2 separate regions of the Mus musculus genome follow, and region 1 is linked to region 2. The links are chromatin loops, found by intact Hi-C in ENCODE. Cell type or tissue: left cerebral cortex. All regions are shown on one strand. Links, peaks and the distances in the headings refer to the core of each region. The heading gives the core; the rest is flanking DNA. Region 1 holds the start of B3galt2 (UDP-Gal:betaGlcNAc beta 1,3-galactosyltransferase, polypeptide 2). Region 2 has its middle 150 kb from the start of Gm35244.

Region 1 (12,173 bases), core at 3,494-5,993, 440 kb before region 2:
ATAACTTGACTGGTTTAATGCTCTCTGAGGACTCAGACCATGATTAAATTATTTTTTCAAATTAATGGAAATAATTTTAGTAAGCACTTAAGTATTTTTAAGAACTCTGTGTTTTTTAAGTCAGTATTTTAATCCCAGTAATCCTATACTATTATAGTTTTTAAATATCACTTAGGAGCTCTCTTTTTGTTTACATACTTGTGCAGGAACGCTCACAAACATACATAGTTCCCATTTTCATTTTAAACCTTTGTGGTATAAATCAGAGAGACTCAGTACACTGTCAGGGTCTCTCTCTGTCTTTGATCACTGGTGTGGTTTGGTGTTATCCTCTGTGTATGTCTTTTTGTGAGGCAATTCTGTTCACTACAATTACATAGAATAAATTAAAAAAACATTAGCTAAGAGCTGGATATGTTTTATAGCTGATTATTCATAACCATTTGGTGTGGAATAGAATACTTAGGCTTCTTATTTAAAAAATGAGCTATACATTTAATATAAGTAGAACTCTGTATTACTAATAAATAAAGCTTTTTGTGTGTCTGTCAATTTAGCCTTTCATACTAGATTTAGTGATAAAAACGAATATTAGAATTCTGATAGAAGATATTCTGACTCAATTAAAATTTATAAATATACATAGGATACACTGTTTCAAAGTTACTGGGCTTGTGTTTATTGATGTTACAATTCATGATAGGGCCAAATGAAATATGAGAACATTTGTATAGCATTCAGTTCAGGGCTTTGTTGTTTACCTTTTAAAAACCAATAGTACCTTGGTTAAAGTGCATTAAGTATATTGTCCACTCTAAAAGCAAATGATTATCAAACATATGTAGCTTTCTCCCCACCATTCTCTAAATGGTTTTGAATTGGTGATGCGAATATTTGTCATCTACCAAATTAAAAACAGAAGGTTTATAAACTTGACACTGAGAGAAAGAAATAAGTGCCATAAAATGATTAAATGTTGTCTGACGTACACTGCTCTCAGAATATAAGCTTTTCCTATATCTCGCTGTTTGGCAGATATACAACTTTAAAATAGATTGAATGAAATGACTATTTGTATTCCTTTTTTTCTTCCTTATTTAAGACCACACATTACCCCTGTGCTGTTATGTTACTACTTGTATTTCAGCTAGAGGAATATGATTCTATTTTAAAGACATACTTTAAGTCAGGTATAGTTGAAGATAAAAGCACTCCCCAAGAGTGTAATATTTTAAAGGCAAAATCCATTGAAATATGGTCTTGACCCTTAATACCAATGAGGAAGCAAAATTTATCTATTTTGATACCTTTAATAATTCATTTTATAAAAACTTGAGCCTGAGACACATTAATTTTTCACATTTATCACATCATGTCAAAATAATTTTCCCAGTATAGATAAGTATTAATAAAAGAAATTAAAATAATTATAAATTATTTTTAAAAGTATATTCTTGAATGAGAATTGCATTGCTCAAACACCTGAATGCTATAAATGAGTTTATGGAATAACTTAACTAAATCTTATTGCAACTGAGTCAGGTCAGAAAACTTGTTCATTGCACAATTACAAAGTTCCTTTAAAATCAATAGTACTGTCTTATTTACATTTAGTTATATGATGAAATCAAAAGTAAATCTAGGAATCTTTTTACTGTCTTCATTTCTTAAGATTTATATAGAAAATGTATGCAGATACATTGTATTGGTCCCTAATGTAAGTCTTGAACCATTTATGTATGCATGCTTATTATTGCATGTTAATATAGAGAATCTCCTCATAACAGTTATTTAAATAGACTCTTTTGGGATACCTTTTTGTCATAATTTGCAATTGTATGAATTATCTTATTCAGAAAATTTAAAAAATAGCTTTGAATTCCTTTATGTGATGAGTTGAACTAAAACTTGTCCTATGTATATAATCAAGTTTTTAACTATACATGCTTTAAGCAATATTTACAGACTCCACATTTGAACAAAAATAGTCTTCTAGTGTAGTTTGCGGTGTCGATACCTGCCTGCCTTTTCCTTTGCTGCATTGGCACAGGCGTTGTGCTTATTTTGTTGTAAATGGTTCCAGTATTTTATCAGTTCACTAGGTTGGAACTGATGAGAGGTAATTAGGTGGCTGTATTTACAGCTTGAATAAGAAACTCGCCAGTGATTGAACACGAACTCATTGGGAGGGGGCACAGGATCAACTCTCAACTTGGCAAGACAGATCCCTACATATACATCTTCCAAGTGCAAACGACGGATACCTAAAGAAACCTTAAATATCTTCTCTGCCAGATCCCCAGAAAACACATAACCAGTTCCTGAGCAGAAGACAGGGTAGCGCTCACTTGGGTAAAGGTCTGGTGGCATGTACCACTTACTGTCTTTGTTTCTGTTCGGTGCATATCCTCTCATTAGATAGCCAGTAAAATAGTTATGTCTAGGAGGCAGGTCTGGCTTTAGTAACTTGTGTATTAAGTATTCTGTGTTGACAAACATGTCACTGTCCGTTTTCATAACATAGGGAGTATGTGGACAGTATGTTGCAACCCAGTTCATACCCATTAGTGTTTTAATGGTCAGATTATAGTATGTATCTAAATATTCCTGCTGAATTATATCATGATACTGTCTGCTTTCTTCTTGAATTGCATGTTGAAGATAGCCATTTAGCTTAATACTTATGCCCAACAAAAAAACCCGTATGATTTGGATGCCAGGTGCCAAAGTTTCATTGCCCCAAGTTTGCCGTATAGCTCTTCTTGCTTCGATTTGTCCAGGTTCTGCAGCTATTAATAGTATTAAAAATGGACTTTTCTCTTGGCATTTTTCAGGCTCATTGATAATATATTTGAAATGGTAAGAGTTTGGATGTCCAGTTCCTTTTTCATTATAAATGCTGCCATTGGCACTGAGAGTGTTCTGCAGCCCTGTGACTCCCTGTGGTGATAGCTCGGTGTTACTGGAGTTGCTTGCTGTGTGAGGCCTCAGAGTCTGAGGAGCTACTTCTTTCCAGATGGTCCGAAGGGAGCTATGGTTTGTCTCACTTTTTGTAGAACGAAATCCTCGGAAAGTGTATGTCACAGGATTTTCTTTGAATCCTGGTCTACCTGGTAACCAGTCATGATGATTGAAAAACAAGAACATAGCAAAGAGAAACACTAGAGAAAGCACACCCGTAAGGGGAGTCCGGAGCAGAGACCTCTTAGGGCTCCAGGTCATTTTTGCAAAGCAGCAGTGTCGTCTTCTCCACTGAAGCATGTTGTAAGTATCCAGTAGCAGTAATGGATGTCTGTGGCCAAAAACACTGTTGTTCCGTCCTCAGTCAATACTGCGCTTGATTCATCGTCTTCTGGTTCAGGTACATGTCCCTCGATGTCATTCTATAAAGATGAAGGAAGCATAATGATTTACAAAATGCAGAATTTTGCAAACTGCCTTAAAAAGTCAGCTAATAAAAGGACCTTTTTAAGCTGAGAAAAAACTGGATAAGGCAACATAAAATTACTGACAACAAGATTTATGTCTTTAAAAGATATTCTTGTGTGTAATGAACACTCGGAAGATAAGTGATAGATTAATTTTATTTTACTTACTTGATGATTTCGATAGCTCTGCTCATCTGTCCCTTTGACCTAAAGGGTTTTAATGTTGTGTCCATGTAGACAGGAAAAATGCTTTTAGATTTCTGACAAAGGCTCGGAAAGAGGGCCTTCAGAACAGATGGCAAATTTATTGACATTAATTAAAATTGATTTGACATAGCATGGCGATATGGTGCACAGTCAGTGGCCTTTTTTGGAAAATGGACATGTATTGGCTTTGGAACAGAAGGTGCAGGTTTAACTGTGGCAGAGTTCAGTTAGTCACAGTCACTGCTTGGCATGTTTCCAGTCTCTCCCCCTGACCCCCGTGTCAAAAAAGTCAGTGAGAAGATACACCTGTCAAAATTAATTTTTAGGGTTTAGTGAGTTCAGTGTGAGATTTTAGATAGCAATAAATAATTAACAATTTACAGTACTTTGCTAATTTTACCCATCCACCCTAAATAGTACATATCTAGGATATCAGTCTTATGTGTCAATGCTTTGGGCAAAGGGTGTGTATTTTGCAGTTTTTCTGGACTTCTTGAAAAATATAGACAATAGCTCCTACTATTGTGAACTGCTTTAAATTACACTTTCCACAAAATACATTTTAAAATATTCTTGAATTACACTTTTTTGCATGATCTGCAATGCCAGAAATTAGTTTAACTTTAAAGACTTTATAGTAGCATTACACTTATAGTTCTAGATCGTTCAGAAGTTCACAAGAAATTAGTGATGCCTCTTAGTGAAAACTGGCTGTTTTGCAAGAGGCTTTTCAGCATAGCATAAACTTATTTGTATTTGCTAATTTTTTCCTTGTTTTTACCTATTCATAGATAAAGAACTGAGGGTCATAGCAGTAGTTTGAATTCCAGTAAATGGTGTTTTATGAAATAGAGACACCATGCCTAGTTTTGGCTTTTTTTTTTTTTTTTTTTTTAGTTCTTAAAAAAACAAACAAACAAACAAACAAACAAACAAACCCAAAGTAGAAGTCATTTATATAATTATTAATTTTGAGGATGGTATTATTAAATTCTTTTGATCAATAAGTGATTTTTCTATTATTCACTGAAATAATTTCTTTAAACAAAGGAAATAAAAATTTTAACATAGCCACTTATTTCTAATTATATGTGTAAATGCTTGTGCTTATTTATCTCACGATAATGATCTACTTATGATTGATAGCAGTTTAGCTTATCCTCACATAAATGCATTTGAAAAGTAATAGAGTTTACAAGGAAGTTCTCAAAAAATTGAGTGATTGTAGCATAAAATTTACACACACACCTTTCAGTTACTGCTTGAAAGTGTTAGGTGGCTATCAATGAAGTACTATTCTAGTAACAACCACTAGGAGGAGCAAGTAGGTGGGAATTTGAACAGATTTCTAATGTGTAACAGGCACTAAGGTTTGATCTTGTTTCTGAAAATGAATGGTGCATTTAGTTACTAGCCTATACCTCAAACCTAAAAAAGTATTTAATCTCTCACACACACACACACACACACACACACAAAAGCACACATGTGCGCGCACACACACACAGACAGTAGTTTCTAAAAAATCTAATTTAGTCTTAGTTTTATTTACGTGAATTTAAATCTTACCATTCTATATAAAGACCAAAGCTATTACATTCTTTGCAACATGGTTTCTGCATGATATGAGTTTGAAATTACGGAGCTTCATGGCCTGATTTAGAAACAAATTTTCATGACTGTACTTATAACTAGATGTAATTCTACTTAAAGCAGAAAACTATTTTAAAGAGTACATATGAAAATTACTTTATGTGGTAGATAATGACCCCCCCACCCCCCACTTCATAATGAGAGTACTGGGTATTAAAGGGTTATGTATATAAATTTAAAAGTGAAGTTACTTTGGAAAGTTCATTTGATCTGTTTCAAGTATTATAAATATAAATGTATCAGCTTTGTGTTGATTTAACAATGCTTAGAACATGACTGAGATCTAGTCATTCAGATACTTTAAAAGTGCAAACTTTAAAGAAAAACAGTTCAAAATGAATTAAATTCCAGGTAGGATATTTCAATGAATGGATAAAAGACCTTAAAGGGATGAAGTATTGTAGTAAGACACATTGTTTACAAGAAAACAGTGTCCCTGAAGTGAAATTGTAAAGTGTTTGAATATTATAGGAATATTACAGATTTCAACCTATAAAATATAAAACACCCTTAAATTATTTATAATTAAGACAGAAAAGATATATTAAAAAATCTATTCAAAGACATGGCAAAATTTTTAATTCTTAGTTTTGTTGTTATTCAAGAACTAATATTCAACAATTTTATTGCAATTTTATATATATTCTTATGTGGTTCTATTATGATTTTATAAGATGGAGGTATGTTTTAATTTAAATTTTATAAGAATTGTATGTTTGTAAATATTAATCTAGGAGAGCTTGGAATTCCTGTACAAATACACCTATTTGATAACCTCCTACTGATAAATGAAACGTATGCATCTAGCCTTAAATTCATTTTTTTTCTAAAGTTTCTCAGGATAGAGATCTGTCTTTCTCTGTCTCCGTGTCTGTGTGTCTGTGTGTGTATGCTGTTAAGAAAGTAAAATTGCTGTAACTATTCCTCTTTTTGTTAGATGATAAAATTATTCACAGGTTAATGCCTGTTGAATATTAGTTCTTGGAAATAAGAAAACTAAGAGTTAAAATTTTGCCATGTCTTTTAATAGATTTTAAAAAAATAGATGTTTTCTGTTTTAATTATTATGATTTAAGTGTGTGTTTACCTCTTATAGACCGAAATTTGTAAGGATGTTACTATTTAATGTATCCTCCTATAGAGTTTCTGTCCTTTGACTTTTAAAAGTTGATATAAATATATTAGTTTCTAAAGACAGTCCCAGAGTTAAATGATGGTTTGATAAGAAACACTTGTATACTTTTAAAGCTTTGAAATATTTAGTTTATAAAGCTTAATTTCTAATAAAGATACCAACAGAGGCTGGATTTTTTTAAAAATTATTTTTGATTAGTTTCTGATTGTAATTTTTATCAGAATAAAGATACTTAGTTATGACTAGGAATCTCTTGATATATGACAAAGTCTAATACACTCATTCAGTCTTAATTCTACAACACACACAGTGCTTCCACAGGGGTTTTTTTTTTGGCTTTGTGATTGTTAGGGTAGTAAGTTTTATGAAAGTGAGAGGAAGAATCAAAATACGTAGAAAGGTTTGTAAGATTTTAGGAATATCTTTGAGTCCCTGACCCCGAGCACTCTAACGTTGATTGTTCCCAGGGTAGTTTATTCTGTCCTGCAGACACATGTAGAGGCAGTAGGCAGGTCATTATCACATGTAAATAAAGCTTAGAAACCTACTGTGGATATTATTTGACCTTGTATTTGACCATTATTAATATGTGCTGTATATTAAGCTATTTTATGTTAGTTTTTTTTTTTCCATTTTTTATTAGGTATTTAACTCATTTACATTTCCAATGCTATACCAAAAGTCCCCCATATCCACCCACCCCCACTCCCCTGCCCACCCACTCCCCCTTTTTGGCCCTGGTATTCCCCTGTACTGGGGCATATAAAGTTTGCAAGTATGTTAGTTTTTTAATTTCACTTTTATAATTAACTCCAGGAACAGTCTTACACTTGATTATTTAGAATCACTCTGTTACTTAAAAACTCCCTGTTTCACCAATCTATTTAGAGCAACTATTGATCTCTCTTTGTTAAAGTTGTATTCATTGATACTGTAATAACATGTGACTGACTACTGTGGTGGTGTTATGCTTTGCATAAACTCACTAGCGTTTTAATCTGATGGCTAATGTTGTAACTTGTAGTATCTCCTTGTAGCTCAGTAACACTTAAAATTTGCTGATGTACTCCTGAATTGTTTCTATCTCTCTCTGAAGAGATAGATATTACAGAGAATATATTACTATGAACTAAGATTTTGTTTTGAAGAGATTTTCTAAAAATACCTCAAGATAATAAGATCATATTTATGCTATTTAATATAATTTTACCCCACTGTCTCTTGATAACCATTTTAAAGAAGGTGCTTTAATTTATTAGATAAGGAATCAATTTGACCTAATTTGCTAGAGAATTGCTGTTTTTTTAAAAAAAAGGCTAGAGAGCTCTTTTTTTTTTTCTTTTTAGTTTAATTTCTCAGACATTCTTTTCAGTAAATCTAGTTACTATTTGGTTTTCCTTGTAATGTTACAATCCTGCAGAATTACTCCCAGTTATTTAATTGAATAAAGCAACGACAGCTTGTCTAGTAGAAAAGGCAAATTTAAAATCGTGTATTTAGAAAGCCTTTCATAGTTTGAAGGGCAGTGGACTGTATGAACTTGTTTATCAAGTGTATCAGTGCCTGTATGGTTAGGAAATTAAAACACATTTAATGAACATCATACACAAGACAGCAACATACCTTTCTTTCTTGGTCAGACCATTAGATGGAGAGGATTATGTCTACTGAAAATACTTTTGGCACGCCATCACTTCAGCAAAAAACGATGCTATCGAACATGCGCACATCCCCCAACAGTCTGCCTCCTGTGATTGCTTTTCACAGTATCCAAAGTGTCCATCTGTCGGGGTGTCTTCAAGTTACCCTTCTTGTTCATATGTCTATATCTTATAGTCTTCAGAGATTTTTCCTTTCTTTCATTTTCTCTCTTTCACTAAACAAAAGAGCTGTAGCTGTCTGTTGTATTTGGTGCACAGTTGACTCTTTCCGACAGTTGATGCATTGAAGCTCTTTACATCTGCTGTATTCCCGGCTGGACAATGCAGTGCTGTATTCTCTTCTCAGTATCCATATTTCTAGTAATAGCGCTGAGCTGCAATGTTAAGCAGCAGAGCTGTGGTTTAGTGTTTCAGTTGCATTGGGGGAAAAAAAAAGGCTTTGCCTTTCTCCGTCGTGGTTGCCTGGCAGCTGCAGGAAGGATTTTTGAGCTGTTTTCCTGGGGTTTTGGTCTGTAATGTGAAATGCACCGTTCTTCCGTGCTGCACAGGCAGGCAGCAGTTTAAATGTGGGCTTGACAGATGCTGTCTCTGACAGAGCAGAATTTAACGTCACTGCTTGGCTGAGTCCCACGTGATTGTTTGCGTTCATTTTGACTAAAAACCCGAGGTAGGAGAAAGCTTAGAAATCTTCCTCTTATGTGACACATCATATTTATTCAGAACAAATACAAGCATTAGGATGAAATGGAGGTTATGGTTTTTTAATCTTTATTTGAACTTATGCACAGGCTTTCTAAATATTTCTGTGTTGGACGGTGGCTTTCATGTGTCTTAGAGACTTTTTTAGAGCAGAAGTAATAAAAGCTTTTACATGTAAGTTGGTGTAGTTTAACTCTTTCAGTGCATTCCTGCTCTTACAGTTTTTGTCTGATTGTTCTGATTTGCTAGTCTAGTTAAAACTCCTTCATTATCTATTGTCTATAACTTAGATTTCCTCCCCTGTTTTCTCCAGCTTATCTAAGTCAGCTGCCTGCACTTACTTCATGTTGCGATACTGCCTACTTTTTTGCTCTGTGCAGTTTTTAGTGTTCTTGAAAGTAGTAAATTTAATTTTAAATCACTTTCTTGTTATCAATATTAATTTTTTTTCATGTAAAATAATGTGTATCACAGAATTAAAAATGATATAGTACATAGAACACACATGAATAGATTTTCTTGAAGATTGGTGAGTAGTTCTGCAGGATTGGTTGCATTTTGACTAAAAACCTTAGGTAGAGACAACCTTGGAACTTTGCTTCTTATATAGAAAATAGTATGCTTATATAGATTGCAGATGTGTGTTTAAATAAGTATAGTGATGCGCTAGAGTCTGTTGCTTCTAATAATGTTTAATACTTTAGAAAATGGTTTAGTAAAATGCCATCAAACAGTTTTTTTTTTTTTCCCTTACATATTAGAGACTCTGAAATCCTTCTCTGGTATACTTAACTAAGTGCCTGGACATTTGGGCACCCCCCCCAACCCCCCCCAGGAGAGCACTCGGCAGGCATGTTTGTTACTTGTTTTTATGGCTATAACTAACAATTCCCCTCTGATATTCTAAAGACAGTAACTATATAGTTTTAGAGCTTATGCTATATATTTTAGGGATACGGACTTTATCCATTTTCACAGACCATGATATATTATTTCAGGTGAATAAAAATTACATTTCCTCTAATAGTATTCAATTACTCATCTTCATGTGTTAATTCCAGTGTGCTTTCTTGGTTTAGGTATACCCTATAACTGTCCTAGTTTGTGTCTTACTCCCCCTAGAAATGATAAGATGGTAAAAAAGAAGGAAAAAGAAAAGTATAAGGAGAAACTTAAAGCTTAGAACTTTGGCTTTCCTAAGTTAGAAGAGGAATAAAACCCGTGTTTCTTAGTATTTGGCTCTTAAAGCTATATACTATATTCTTCACTGTCTTTTTTTCTTGTCTTCATAGACAAATTATTGATTCTGCTTAAATTATTCCTCCAAAGTAGAAGTGGCCTTTTTAATATCAGTGATTCCTAATATTAGGGCTTAACTGAGGTTAGAGGTCTGTACAATTATTGTCTATTCCAAATTAGATTGAGCTATAAGTACCTGAGCTGGTTGTAAATGATATTCGCTTATGATAGCTTAATTTTCTAATATCTACTTTACAGATGAGATACTGGTACCCAGAGTTCTGTAACCTAAATACCAGCTAATTACTGATAGGAAAGATGGTTAGTTTAAAATTTTGAAACAGGATTATTTAAATTTTTAAAATCTGAATTCCTGTAATCCACTCTTAAACATTATACTACATGGCTGCTGAAGAAATTGTGAATGTTCCCACCCAAATATTGACATAGTACCCCAGGAATCATTAGTAGAATACTGAATGCATTTTGACTTTTTTCATTAAATGTTAACACTACACTGCTTTATGCTAACATGCACATTAAAGCACAGCTTATTAATTATTGGTAATATGAGGATGACTGAATACATTTTCCATCCTTTTTCTAGGGAAGGAGAAAATAACTATTCTGCCAATTATTTTTAGAATATTTTAAATCCATCCTTTGATGATACTTAGAGCAGGACAGTGCTAGCTAGATAAGTTCTCTACTTTGGATCTGTACCCCCCACAATGTCTTTCTTTAATTCTATTAAAAGGTGTTTTTATTTTTAATTTACAGTAGTTATTACATATTGGTGAGGTACCAGTGAGACATTTTATACAATGTGTACTGATCATCCCAGAACAACTGGCATATATGTCATCTCTGAGATGTCCTATTTTTGGTACTGAATTGGATTTATTATGGATCTCAGTTACTAAGGGCTTTATGGATAACTCAATAATGATTCCTGTCTATGTTGGGTTCAAGCCTGAATTACCGACTAGTGAGAATTTTGTTTTTACTGCTTTCTATTGAGCAAGTGTTTATATGACAAGGAGATCCCTAAGATTGGTAACCAGGCCTAGTGTGTATCAGGCATAGTACTCATGTATGTATACAGTAAGCAAGAATTTAAATAAGATCAACTTTTTTTTCTTAAAATTTAAGTTGACTAACAGCTTACAGTATAGAAAAATAGTAGCAATGATATAAACTTTTTTTTTTTTTTTTTTTTTTCGAGGCAGGGTTTCTCTGTGTAGCCCTGGCTATCCTGGAACTCACTCTGTAGACCAGGGTGGCCTCAAACTCAGAAATCTGCCTGCCTCTGCCTCCCAGGTGCTGGGATTAAAGGCGTGCACCACCACTGCCCTGCTGATATAAACTTTTCTTCAGTGATGTTTTCTAAGAACTTCAGGTTTCCAGGCAAGAGAAATGATAAAAATGTGTTATGTTTCAACCTTGTCAAACCTTCTTTCTTTAGTTTAGTTTCTTTTAAATCTGAATTCTGTGGTTAAACTAATTCCATCTAATTTTGCAAATTTTGCCTTGCTAGGTTTTCTATTTGTTAGTGGTGTATTAAGTATTGCTTATATAGGTCTGTTTTTATTTTTTATAACACAGGCCTAAGGGGGAGAAAAGGTATCCATTATTTTGGACATTTTGATCCAAGCCATCTATCTAACTGGTTGTTGTTGTTGTTTATTTGTTTAATTTTTTGTTTTAAAGTTTTCCTAGACATGTCTATAATTAACTCTTAAGGAATTGAAATTTATAGAAGAGGTTTGGAAAGCTACCTAATTTCTTATTTCTACTAAATACACAAAAAATATTCCTTTGTTCACAGAGTTTCTGATTCTGAGTGGTTTGCATGATATAAAATAGCAGTAACTTTGGGAATCATCTGTTTATTGTTATGTGTAAGTTCCATCATGTATCCTTGATTTTAAAAAGATTGACATGAAATGGGGTTAGAATACTTCAAACAGTGAGCTATTGGAGTTGAATAACACAAGAAGGGAACCAAAAGTCCAGTCCTGCCTCCATTGGTCTCCATTCTGTTTGTGTTTTAGTGTGGCTCCTATGTTTGATGCTCGTATATTTTATTTCAGCCCAAGACAAGAACTAAATACTTTTTCATTTCAGTACTAGATTTTGAAACAGGTCTGA
Region 2 (12,173 bases), core at 3,808-6,307:
GATACTTGCTTGTGGATTTGTGAACATTGGTCAAGAGTCTGCCAGTAGAACAAGAGTATGTGGTTATGAATTCTGATTATGTCACTACTACTCTTTGTGGGAATAACTTGATTTTGTTGATCTTTAACTTTCTTTCATAGAAAGGGTAGAGATTGAATCTTACTAGACTGGTAGAGGATAAGGTGAGTCAGCATGGACAAAGACTTTGAGTAAGGCCTGATATACAGCTGACCTCAGTGAATTTTTTACTGTTATTAAGTGTAAGCATTCAGAAATCATGCTAGGTATTAATATAGAAGACTGTGTTGGATTCATAAGACATGAAAGAAAATTGAGGCTAGAACTCTGGTCTACCACACATGCCTTTTTTATGGTCTGGAAACCAGGAAGTTACTGGCCAGTGTCACAATTGAGACTCATTGTCCATGCAGAACATTGTGTTTGGAATATCTACCAGCAAGAGGGTAAAGCACTCTGACTTACGTATTGGCAGATTTTATGAATATGTTGCTGGGTGGGATTTTCTTTGCATCTGGGCCCTGGACCCTTTATTTATATAATATATTATATATTTACATGAATATATATAATCATATGAGATAAAATATAATTATATAATATTATACATATTTATAATATATAAAGATAAACACACTACTGTAAAAAAGCCAATGCTGTGTTTCCCATATTATACGTATGTTCTTCACACACACACATATATGTTCACAAATTCATATAAATGTATACATATATAATAATATGTTTACAAATTCATATACATGTATACACACACACACATATGAATAAATGCTGAGTACTATACACCTGGCTCTAGGTCTTAACATTTTCGGCTTCCTTTGCAGTGGCTCCTGCTTCAGGGCTGAGAGCCCTTGTGGTACACCCCTTCTTTGATCCTCACAACCCCACCATTTCACTGATATCATTATTTCTAGTTTAAGGAAGAAAACACACCCATAGCAGTTTAGTGACTATCCTGGATAGAAAAACTGAGGCCAACTTCTGCTTCTTGGTGGTCTGAACCTAGACTCATGGCTTGTGTCTTATCTCAGTATCCAGAGCTGTGATATTTGATCTTCTAAAGGACTTAAGGAAACACATTCCACTGAAGTTAGCTTCACTGGTTATATAAGATGGTTTGAAACAAATAAGCCAAGCTATTGAAGTCATAGGCCACTCAGTCCAGTGTCTATAAGCCAGTGCTAAATGGAAAGTTAGTTCTCAGGAAGAGAAAGGTACCCAATATCATGAGAGACATACATGGCATCTATGGTGCTTATGGTTAATTATATTATTTTGATCTTGTCCCAAACGAACAGTATGATTTTTGAGTATAAAACTGCTTGTTATATGAAAAATTAAAAGACTGAAAACATTATCAGCAGTGGATATTTTATCTCCCTCAACCAAGGTAAAGTAGATAGTATTGGAATTTTCTAACACTTTAACCTAATTCTGAAATATAGCAAGGGATAATTCTAATTAACACTGTCTGCTAGAAATAATTTCAGGTCAGTGGTTCACATAAACATTCATTGTTTGTTGAGCACATAAAATGTAGATTGATGCTGTTGTGCATGATATACAATAACAAGAAAAAAATCCCTCTAGTGTTCTGCTAATGATGGGTCCATTCTTGGGAAGGGTTGGTTGATCAATCAGTAATCAATACAAGAACAAGCCACGTATTTTGAATTTGAAAACATCCAAGAATGAAAATAAGTGGAGCATCAATGGAGAATGTAAGGGGTTATTGTTCCTAGGAAGGGGCACTTGAGCTGAGAGATGAGGTACTCGAGCCTGGTTATCTGAGCACCAGGGAAGCAGGGCAAAGTCGAGGCAAAAAGAAGCAGAAAGGCTACAGACAGGACTGACCTGGGTTTGCTGAAGACAGCAAAGAGTGTCATGATCTGGAGTTGTCAGTTAGGTAGACCTAGAGAACTTCATGAATGTGGGACTGTGAAAGGCAGCCTGTTTTGGTTGAGTGAGGCTTGCTCCGGAGACCCAGTAGAAAACTCTACAAGGGACGGAACAGTGAGCCATGCTCTCAGAGAAAGGTGCCTGACACCACAGAGCCCCCAACTCTATAATTCTGTGACTATCAGTCACACAGACAAAGCTCCAACCACCTGGCTTTCTAGCTAAACTCCACCCTCACAGTTACTTGACTATAGCCAGGTATGCTCCTCCCCACAACTACCCTGCAACTAGGAGATAGCCCAGTCTATGCAACAAGCGGGAGTGGGTGGGTTGGGGAGCAGGGCAGGGGGAGGGTATAGGGGACTTTGAGGATAGCATTTGAAATGTAAATGAAGAAAATATCTAATAAAAAAAAGGAGCTGCTTGGCTCTGCCTCACTCTCTTAAGCTCTTATCTCCCATTCTTATCTCTAACTTTCTTTCTCCCCCTCTCTCTTCCCCCTCACTCCACATGGCCATGGTCGACCTCTCTCTTTCAACTTTCTCTCTTTCTCTTTGCCTTTCTACAACAAAGCTGTAAAACCATAGACCTCTGCTCATCAAGGCTGGCCATATTTGAATGATGAAATAGGCCTTGCCCTAAAGAACCAAGTCTAACCTCCCTTGGAAAGGCCTTCCTGTGCTCCAACCACCACCGGACCAAGGACTCTTGCCTGTGTGGGAACCACCCAGTGCCCCCTCTCCCCCTGCCCTCTCCTCCTTTCAGCCCAGAGGCTGACTGAGCCACTCCCGGGATCCCCACTTTGTTCTCAGCTCTTCCCCAGTGTCCAGCTGTGTCTGGGATGCCTGAGACTGAGAACCTGTTATCTCTTGCCTCCATGAGGCCCAGAGACCTTGGACTGCCCCATGTCCACTCCCCGTGGGCTGGAGTCCAAGGCTTCCCACAGCCAGACACCCACCCTGGGCTGCATGGAGAATGAGCAGCAGTCCTCTGAATCAGCCTGCCCAGAACACGGAAACTCTGGCAGGATGTGGGTTCTTCCACCTTCTTTGTTCCCTTATGCCTGCTGCCTCACACACGTGAACACAGTGATTAGATTTATGTTCATGGGAAACTGAAGTAGATTGTTTCCTAAGAAAGAAAGATATAAGTAGATTCTGCTTTATATCAATCTCCTGCATGAAGACTAGGCCCTATGGATTCTCAAATCTTCTCTCCAGTGCTGCGCCTGGCCTTTTATGTGGATGCTGGATCTCCAAACTCAAATACAGACCTTCATGCTCACAAAGTAAACACTTTACTCATAGAGCCATAGTCTCATCTTCTCAGCACACACACACACACACACACACACACACACACACACATACAGAGAGAGAGAGATGTATGTATGTATGCATGTATGTATGTATTCATGTATCTATCACCTATCTATCATCTATCTAGATATACTGAACCTTTATGATCATTTACTAACAAATTGTATAACTAGCATTCCTTGCTGAACCTTCATAATACTGTGGAGAAGAGGCTTGAAGTATAAGCAAAAGATGAATCAAGAATGACTTCAAGATTTTAACCAGATAAACAGAGTAGACAGTGCTATTAACAGATGAGAAGATTAGAGAAAGAGCCATTTCTGGTACAGAAACCAGTAATTCTCCTTTGGACACTTTAAGTTGAAGATACAACATGTTTGAGTAGAGATAAAGGCTAGATGGCTGTTTGAGGCTGGAGTTTAGAGGGAAGATTGGTATTAAATGTTTAGATAGGCCTTGGCATCCAAATATAGAGATGCTCAGAAAAGTTTTGCATTAGAATGAAATTCCCCAGAGAGACTAAGAAGAAAGTGAGAAGGCCAAGAAGAGAATACTGGATATTGAAAGGGCCTCGCCCAGAAGTCAACAAAATGAGAAATCACTGACTTCAGCAGAAAAGCGAGAAACTCAAGAGCCAAATGAATGCTGAACTCTTAGAATAAGTCAACTGTGCCAGATGCTTTGGATGTCTAGGAAGAGAAGACAGATATGTGGTTCCCGGATTTGCAAAAAATGAAGGGCACTAATTTATTTTAAACAAATAGTTTTCAAATTCTGGCTAGAGCAGCAGCTTAATTGGAGCATAATATACAGAACGTGGGACTAGGTGTTTTCTTCTGTAGCATGGCTTCAATCAGCTTAGAACAACACAAGCAGGAAGTCCTCTGTAGGCAAAACTCAGGTAGCTCTTGTTCATATCTCCAAGATCTCATTGGGTAATTTGGTGTTTTCCCTACGTAGACTTGAGCATCTTGCATTAGACCTGGGTTTTCTAGGAGCAGAATTGCATCCTTATTCAAAAGGACAATAAAGCAGCCTCATACTCTTCTGATGTGTTTCCGCTGATTTGATTAATAGAAAGCCAGATTATTTTTAGCGTAATTGTATACCATATCTAGGGCAAGCTCAGGGGAGATTAGGTAGGCAATGAGTTGCCCCGGTTTGTAGATGGCTGATAAAAAATTGAATAATTTACATAAATGAAGGCCTTTCCTCAAATATCAATCAGTTCATTGAATTTCATTGGCATTCCTGGACACTAATGCACATAATGTGTGGATAGACTATTATACATGACATCTGGACTGGGAACAAAATCAGAATGTCAGCAGATATAGTAAGGGTTATGATAATGGTTACAGCCAAGCTGGCTGACAATGCTGCATGTTCTTTTGGCTGCCTGTGGGTGAACAAGACAATCTTGTAAAAGCAAATAAACATATTAACATAAGACAGGCAGGGTTTTGAGAAAGTGCCAAACTGCAAATATCATGTGTGGACTCCTCTCAGGGCTGGTAAACTTGGAAAGGTACATCTTGCTCCTGTGTAGAGTTTGCATTCCTCTCCCCTGTGGAGAGAAGTTGGACGTGTTGTTTAAGGGTTAGGAGCTTGTGCCAAGATGTGAGTGTTGATGTCCTAGTTGTTTCCTGACTCCCCTTCTGTGAGCATATGTTCAGCTTGGCTCCTCCGCGTTGTCTGGAGGAGGCTTCCAGAGTGATTCTGGGCAGAGTTTGGCACTTGCTGAAGAGCATCTGATCCCACTTCATTTTCCTATACCCTGGCCTCCTGTGCCAATCACTAGTGGGAAGCTGGAGATTTGAGTTTTGGGCCTTCTCCGTGAAGTGGAGTGCCAGTTGTTGCATGTATAAGAGAATGACTGTGATTTAAGGAAGACATCTTGAAGTAGAGAAGTCCTCTATTCTACAGTCAAAAGAATCATCAAAATATTATAAATAAAATAATGCATACAGTAAGCTGAAATCTGACAAATGATTGGTACCTCAAGGACTGTTTGTATTTTACAGTGGATAGGAATATTTTGTGTAGGAGGAGAGTGGATAATTCAAATGTTCAAATCTAGGAGGATCAATGTGAATATGTGGTTCAGGTTAGTTCAGGTTATAACACTGAAGACCTATGGACCCTATAGAAAATATATGATTGCACACCTATATTCAATTAGGATGGTCAACAACACAATTAAGTAAAAAAAAAAAGACATTTGAAGGATGGATGGAACCTCTTTGTGGCAGCTAGTGACATAATTTCACAGAGCAATATAATTTCCCAGGGGGAAAGTTCACTTTGAGATTATTAGAGATTTTAATCTCACCAATAAGAAACAATAAGTCAAGTCTCTTGACTCTCTGATTCTATGAGCCAAAGTTATGATCAGAAGTCAAATGCTCTGCATGTGGGTTGATATGCACCCCAAAGATAGGTGACATCCACAGTTGCCATATTTAAATTGTGGTAAACTCAGGGCTATATTGTTCATATTTTCCTCTCTCAAAGTAGTGATCTTTACAAAACTCAACTTTAAAGTCCTGCTGATAAAACTATTTGAATAAAATACATTTGTGTTTCAAATAACATCACAAGGGAATAAATTCATATTAACTACAAGTTACAAATTGTGTAGAATATGCCTGCAACTGTGGTTTATATATGAAAAATTCCACTCAATTAATTGTAGCCATGGAAGCATAGACTTTTCACAAGGACCAGAAAGGTATGACCAATCCTTACATAATATAATTTGAGCAGAAGCATTATTTTTTTTAAAAAAAAAACCTGGAATTTGATGCTCTTTGTTGAAGTGTGAATTGTATAACTGTTTTGTAAATGGTTTAGTATATGCTAAAATGCAGAGATGACATGGCTTGCTGAGCAACTGGATCACTGAGAAAGCCAAGGGCTTATAACATCAAGTTAAGGACTAAAATTCTAACATTTAGGGAACAAAATGTTTTCTTTATTTATATTGTGGAAACATCATAGCGTGAAAACAGATAGGTTATCATTGTATGTGTTAGTAGAAATAGGTAAAAGAACAATAGCTTATACTGAATTTCACATATCCAATAAAACCTTCAATTAGCTAACTGCTGTATGGGGAGGCCATAAGGCACTAATCAACAGGAAAATAAGGATAGTGGCTTCCTGTTGAGTGGTAGATGCATTTGAGTGGGGAAAAGGGTGCTGTGAGAGCTTATAGGCACTAAATGGTACAGTGGTGGCTGCATTAGTATTCCTGTTCTTTCAAAGTACATGCTGAGAGGGTCTATGTTCACCCTGATGCACAGTCTGGGTTTCAAAACGGAAAAGACGGTAACACAACATTTGAGTACTCTAACTCCTCATTTTTGAGCAATAGTTTATATTCAGTAAAGAGTTAAAGGTTTTACAGATATGTAGGCAGACAGGCATGCAGTCACACATAGAACCATCCTTTTGAATCTGTGTGGAATACGTTCCAGAGTCTCATATGGATACAAAAAGGCAAAGATGATTAAATCCTGGCTATATGATAATCTAGAACTTAAATGTTTGCCTTTTGGAGTGCCTTAAAGTTTCTCTAGATCACATATAAGATATTGACACTGTAATAAGTCTGCTAAATATCTGTTAAACTGTTTAGGAAATAATGATATGGTAAGAAAATAGCAGGACATATAAAATACAGACACAGGATTTTGCCTGAAGTAGCTTGGTCCATGGTTGGATTCTGGATACACAACTGTTACTTTTCAACACTGTGATAAAAGTTGAGAAATTTTATTCATAAATAATACTTTATATAATATATTCTGATCATGGTTTCTCCTTATTCATCTCCTCCCATATTTTCACCAACTCTCTGCTTCCAACTCCATGCCTTCTTTCCCTTTCTCTTTATAAAACAAGCAAAACTTAAAAAACATCAGAATATAATAAAACAAAAGTCACAAATGTGAGCACACCACACACACACACACACACACACCCACACACACACACACACATACACATAAACAAAACCCAGAAAAGCACAAAATCAGAAACCATAACATATAAGCAAAAGATCAGCAAGGTTTTGTTTTTAATGCTTGATCAGAGAAATATGAGACAAAGATAATCTTCAAAAATATCATTGAGTTTGCTTCATAGTGACCATCTACTGATGGGCATGGGGCTTGCCCTTAAGTTTGGTTTGGATACCCAGTGAAGCCTTCATTGGAGGAATGTAGTTTTTCCTTTGTTAGCAGTGGCCAATTGGAGATAGCTTCTTGGTTAGGAATCGGTGCTTGTCTCCACTTTCCCTCTCAGGGTTGGGAGCCCCTCTGGCTTAGACCTGTGCAGGCCTTGTCACTGCTGCCACAGTCTTTGTGGATTCATTTCTGTATCAGTTCTGCTGTGTTGGAGGACATTGTTGCCTTGGGGTAACCCACCACCATTGGCTGTTACAATCATTCTGTCTCTTCTTCCACATAGATCCCCAAGCTCAGAAAGGAGGGGTTTAGTACTGAGTGCTTCAAAGTCTTTCACTCTGCACGTTGTCTAGCTGTCTCTGTGTTAGTTCTCATCAGAGAAATCTTCTCTGATGATGGCTAAGATATACCACTGGTACATTCTTTTAGCAGAACAATAGTATTTGGTTTTCTCCATGTCCTTGGTCTATCTAGTCTCAGGTTCCTGGCCACCTGAGAAGTGTTAGGTAGGGATTACACCTCATGGAATGGGCCCTAAATCTAATAAGGTACTGGTTTATATGTACAATGCTTGCATCATTATTGCAACAATGTATTTTGCAGGCAGGCCACTGTTGTAGATAGCAGATTTGTGGATGGACTCTTGCTTTCCTTTCTCCTCTGGTTTTAAGGCAGGGTCTTACTCTGTATTCTGGTCTATTATGGAAATTATACCAGTTTTCCTGCTACAGCCTCCCAAGAGGTAGGGTAGAATTTCCAGCCTGATCTTCCACACCTGATAAAGAAAAAAATTGAGGAAAGATTTACTTTTTAAGGTTATGGTTTGAGCGTTTTTGTTTTGTTTTGTTTTTGTTTTTTGGTTCATGGTCACTTGGCTTTGCATCTTGGGATACTAGATACTCGAGCATGGTTAAAAAGCAAAATAAAGCCATTCGTTTCATGGTATGTAGGAAGCAGAGGGCTTGCAAGTAAGATATTTAATTCAGAGGCCCATGGTCTATGGCCTGATATTCTAACAGGGTCCAGCTCCTACAGCCCATTGAGCATTGAGCTTAAGCTCACCAGTGAATTAACCAGTGATGATGTTACCGCCACCATGAACCAATCATCTTTCAAGAGCTCCCCCATCTAGGAACCAAGTCTTTGCTATTTGAGGCTTTTAGAAAAATTTATATTGAAATAACAATAGAGCTAACGAATGCAACTGTCTTTATACTTAAATTTAGTAAAGTTTTTTTACTGTAGAAAAATTTGGCATCTTAATCATTTTGATTGTACATATCAGTAGCATTAAATACATGAGAAATGTTGCACAACAAATATCTTAAGCTTTTCTCTTGTGGCTTTTTACTCATTAAATTGTCCATTTCCCTTTGCTTCAGCCTCTGGAAACTAACACTCTCATTTGTTTCTAAGTACTTACCTATGGTATATATCTCAGGTAAGAGGAATATTACATTATTTATACATACTTGCTTCTATGTATAGAATACTTTAATTCCTCCCTCCAAGGAGAAAACTGAAAATTCATTCCAATTATTTATTCTGGGAAAAAATGGAAACAAATAAATAATACTCAGTCAGGTCTTTCCATATGGCACATATATAAGCTGCCTGTGGCCAAGTAATTTGTGCAGTTAAAGAGGTTAGTATAGTATGTTAATGGCTACTGAGAGAGAAGGTCACTTTTCTTCAAGGCTGAGGAACAAGGAGAGGCTACTGATGCCCCAGTAAATGATTCCATACCCATCCTCACACTAGAGGTACTAAAAAGACTCAGTGGGCATTAAACTATAATAAATAAGATAGAACACATAAAGCTGGAAAGGAAAATCATGTGGGGCTGAGAGCAGGTGAAGAGTGGGGAATTGGAGTTGGATTTACTCTGAACATATTATATGTGTGTATGAATAGTGAATAAAATATTTAATAGAAATTTACCTAAAAGCATTAAGAAAAAGGAAATTCATCTAAAATCTTTTTTAAAAGGATGGTAGTATATCTGAGATTTCCTTAGAGGAAAAGATCTTGCAGGAGGCTCATGAATTGATCTGTCAATCATGCTGTGAATTTTCTGCTCCCACCTCTTTCACATAGTTCTCTGTAACCCATCACATTTACTAAAACAAACAAAATGCATGCTATTTTACCTCAGTCCCTTCTACTGTTGGCTCTTGTCCAGAGAGTATTCAGTGGTTTCTTTGCATTGAGATAAAACTTGATAGCCTGGGATCTCTCTGGAATTTCTCTACAGGGGAGACTTCATCCTTAATGTGGTAGAATTGATAGAACAGTACTTTGGGCTTCAGATATTTTTATTTACCTTAAAGAACCCCTTCTCTGAGTATAGTTTGGTTGGGGCAGATTCCAGCATTTCAGTTTTGCTGTGTTTCTGTGGGGCTTTGGAGTTGATCTCTTTCCCCAGATCTCTTTGATCTGGCTCACCTTCCAGGGCACTCCTAACTCCTGCTCCTATGTAGTATGTCAGATAAATCTGAAACTGCACCCTAGCCACAGTTAAAATCTTGCCTATGATAAAGTTTCTGCAAAGTACTTGCCTGCTACTCTGTCTGAGTTCATGTATACCAAGATAAAAAGGACAAAACACCAGATTCTCACTGGAAGAGCTTTATGGAATGCCTGAGTTTTGGGTCCTACCAGGCCATGATATTGGAATATTTTTTGCCTTGTAGGGATATGAGTAATTTAGTGTTATTTTTTTTATTCAAATGTCCCAAGCAAACACTGTGCACCTCTGAGAAATAAAGCAAGGAGAATGTGCCATTTAAAAAATACCAGCTCAAACAATCATGCAATTCTCTGCATGTACATTCTCATCTCATTTATATGAGATATAGTACATATAGTGCATGTAAGTAGAACCCAATGGCTCTGACAACTTCGCTACAAGAATAGTTGTGGAATCATAGTATAGCCACATAGAGTAAGATGAAAAGCTGAGTCCCACATGGAATCTAACAGGAAACAGGAAAACATCATAGGGAGAGTCAGACACTGTAAGGTCTGGTTAACTCGCTCTTTGCTGGAGACTCTCCTGGATCCGTTCATAAACTTTAGCCTGTTTTTGGTTTGAAAAAGTCTGAACATGTTTTGCCTTATATGAAATCAGAAACGCCTCTAGCATCCAGATGTTCTAGGATAACATCTAAAGGAGCAGAATCCGCTAACAGGTTTTTAACCTGCTTTTACCTTGAGATGTACCTATCCGCTGTCATCCCTCTCATCTTTTCTTCCACTTATAATTGCTTAGGGAAGCTAGATAAAGAAGACGTACAGCTTTGTTAACAGGAAAAGAAAGGTTAATCTTTAGTCTGCTCAAGTGAATTAGTAAGCAATCAGAAGTTAGCTAACAAGTACAAATAGGCCATCTATTCTTGAAGATGCCAGGAAGAAGCTCTCAAAATAAACCCTGAAGGAGGAGAGAGAAGCAATAGAAGATTCACACTTCCCTACACCCTTTGCATCCAAAATGTTGAGAGTAAAGTGATGGATTATTTGAAAATTTAAGCAGAGGCGTTAATTATTCCAAAAAAGGAGAGGCTATATTTAAAAATATAAAAGAATGTTCTAGGAATTCCAGGGTGTCAAGGCAAAAGTATCTCTCTAACTTTGTGGGGGACAATAGGGCTTATTCTGGACTTAGCTATGAGTGACCAGGGCCCAAGAACTATGGTTTAGGTTATTCTAATTCTGTTTTCTAGCAGGGTAAGTTTCATGAAGTTTCTATAGTAACAAAAAGAAAAATCATAAATCTATGTACCTTTCAAATACATTAGTTGCTTCACACAGGTTGGTTAAGGCAAAGTGTGAAAACTCTCCTAGAAAAGTCAGGTGCTGTATGATGACATCTTTTACTTTTTAGTTGGTGGAAGGTAGGTAGGGTATTCACTCACTGCAAAGGATTTACCTAATAGTCACAAAAATGTCAGTCTCAATATCGAGATGGAGAGTGAATAAGACATTTAATGGTGTTTTGGATAGTTTAAGATATTCTAGCTGTGGGTCTGCAAAATTCCAACCTATCTCCATCTTTGAAGTTGTAGTCAGTTTTTAGCCTTGTAGACAGTTCTGTGTAAAAGATGGTTTCCTGGGAAATGTTGGTTTACACCTGGTCAGTGGAGAAAATGTGCTTCACTAAAATGTCTTTTATTGTTTTGAGAGCGTTCTTTAGAAGATACAGAGGAAAAAGCTTGTGATTCTGGAAGAAAATTAGAAAGTGTTAATGAGCCAAAAAGAAACTATTCCATTGTCCGGTGGTGATGCATGTTAAATTTGACTTATAAATCTATCATTTAGAATCCTTAGAAACTGTAAATACAGGTAACATGAGGTAATGGTGGAAATTATGTATTTAAGCCTTTATTTTTGAGCCTTTCAAACCTTAGGTTGCATGGGAGCAGTGAGAAAGTAGAGGATGGGTGAACCTGTGATAGTTGGTCAGCAACCAGAGTGAATGGAGATAAGGAAAGGAAAAGGAAAACCAGATGAAGCTATATGAGTCTGTGTTGCTGACAGTGTGGGAAGGGTTGGATATGGGGAATTCCAAGAGAAAGAGTAGTTTTAAACAAGAGAAAGGTAGAGAAGAGAGTGGGAGATTAAGTGTGGCTGAGTTTGTAATTAGGACATCCATTTTCCGAAATCTTCTGGTTCCTTGCATGCAGCAGAGTGAACTCCAAGCTATATGTAGCTTTCTGTTGTGTTCAGG

The links. Hi-C counts contacts between places; a loop is a spot of excess contacts. Peaks named below come from ENCODE experiments on the same cell type or tissue, not always from the same donor. Only the 100,000 strongest peaks of a DNase experiment are listed, where the experiment ranks them.
Region 1: it touches region 2 in a loop (4-fold over the local background); 2 of 42 quality-filtered maps call a loop at or near these places.

The regions. Positions count from the first base shown.
Region 1 is chr1:143,637,216-143,649,388 of GRCm38, reverse strand. The region is part of intron 10 of Cdc73 (cell division cycle 73, Paf1/RNA polymerase II complex component); the gene reads left to right. It overlaps B3galt2 (UDP-Gal:betaGlcNAc beta 1,3-galactosyltransferase, polypeptide 2), which reads right to left and starts at 8,692. Exons shown (of 2, transcript NM_020025.4): 1 at 8,047-8,692; 2 at 1-3,383. The coding sequence starts at 3,261. The coding sequence ends at 1,993. In left cerebral cortex, for the core only: a CTCF peak has its summit at 4,938; DNase peaks (open chromatin) are centred at 3,838 and 4,976; H3K4me3 peaks cover 2,500 bases; H3K27ac peaks cover 1,606 bases.
Region 2 is chr1:143,193,160-143,205,332 of GRCm38, reverse strand. No RefSeq gene overlaps it. Among named protein-coding and RNA genes, the nearest start is that of Gm35244, 150 kb to the left of the region's middle. In left cerebral cortex, for the core only: no CTCF peak of the experiment used is centred there; DNase peaks (open chromatin) are centred at 4,081 and 4,947; H3K27ac peaks cover 796 bases.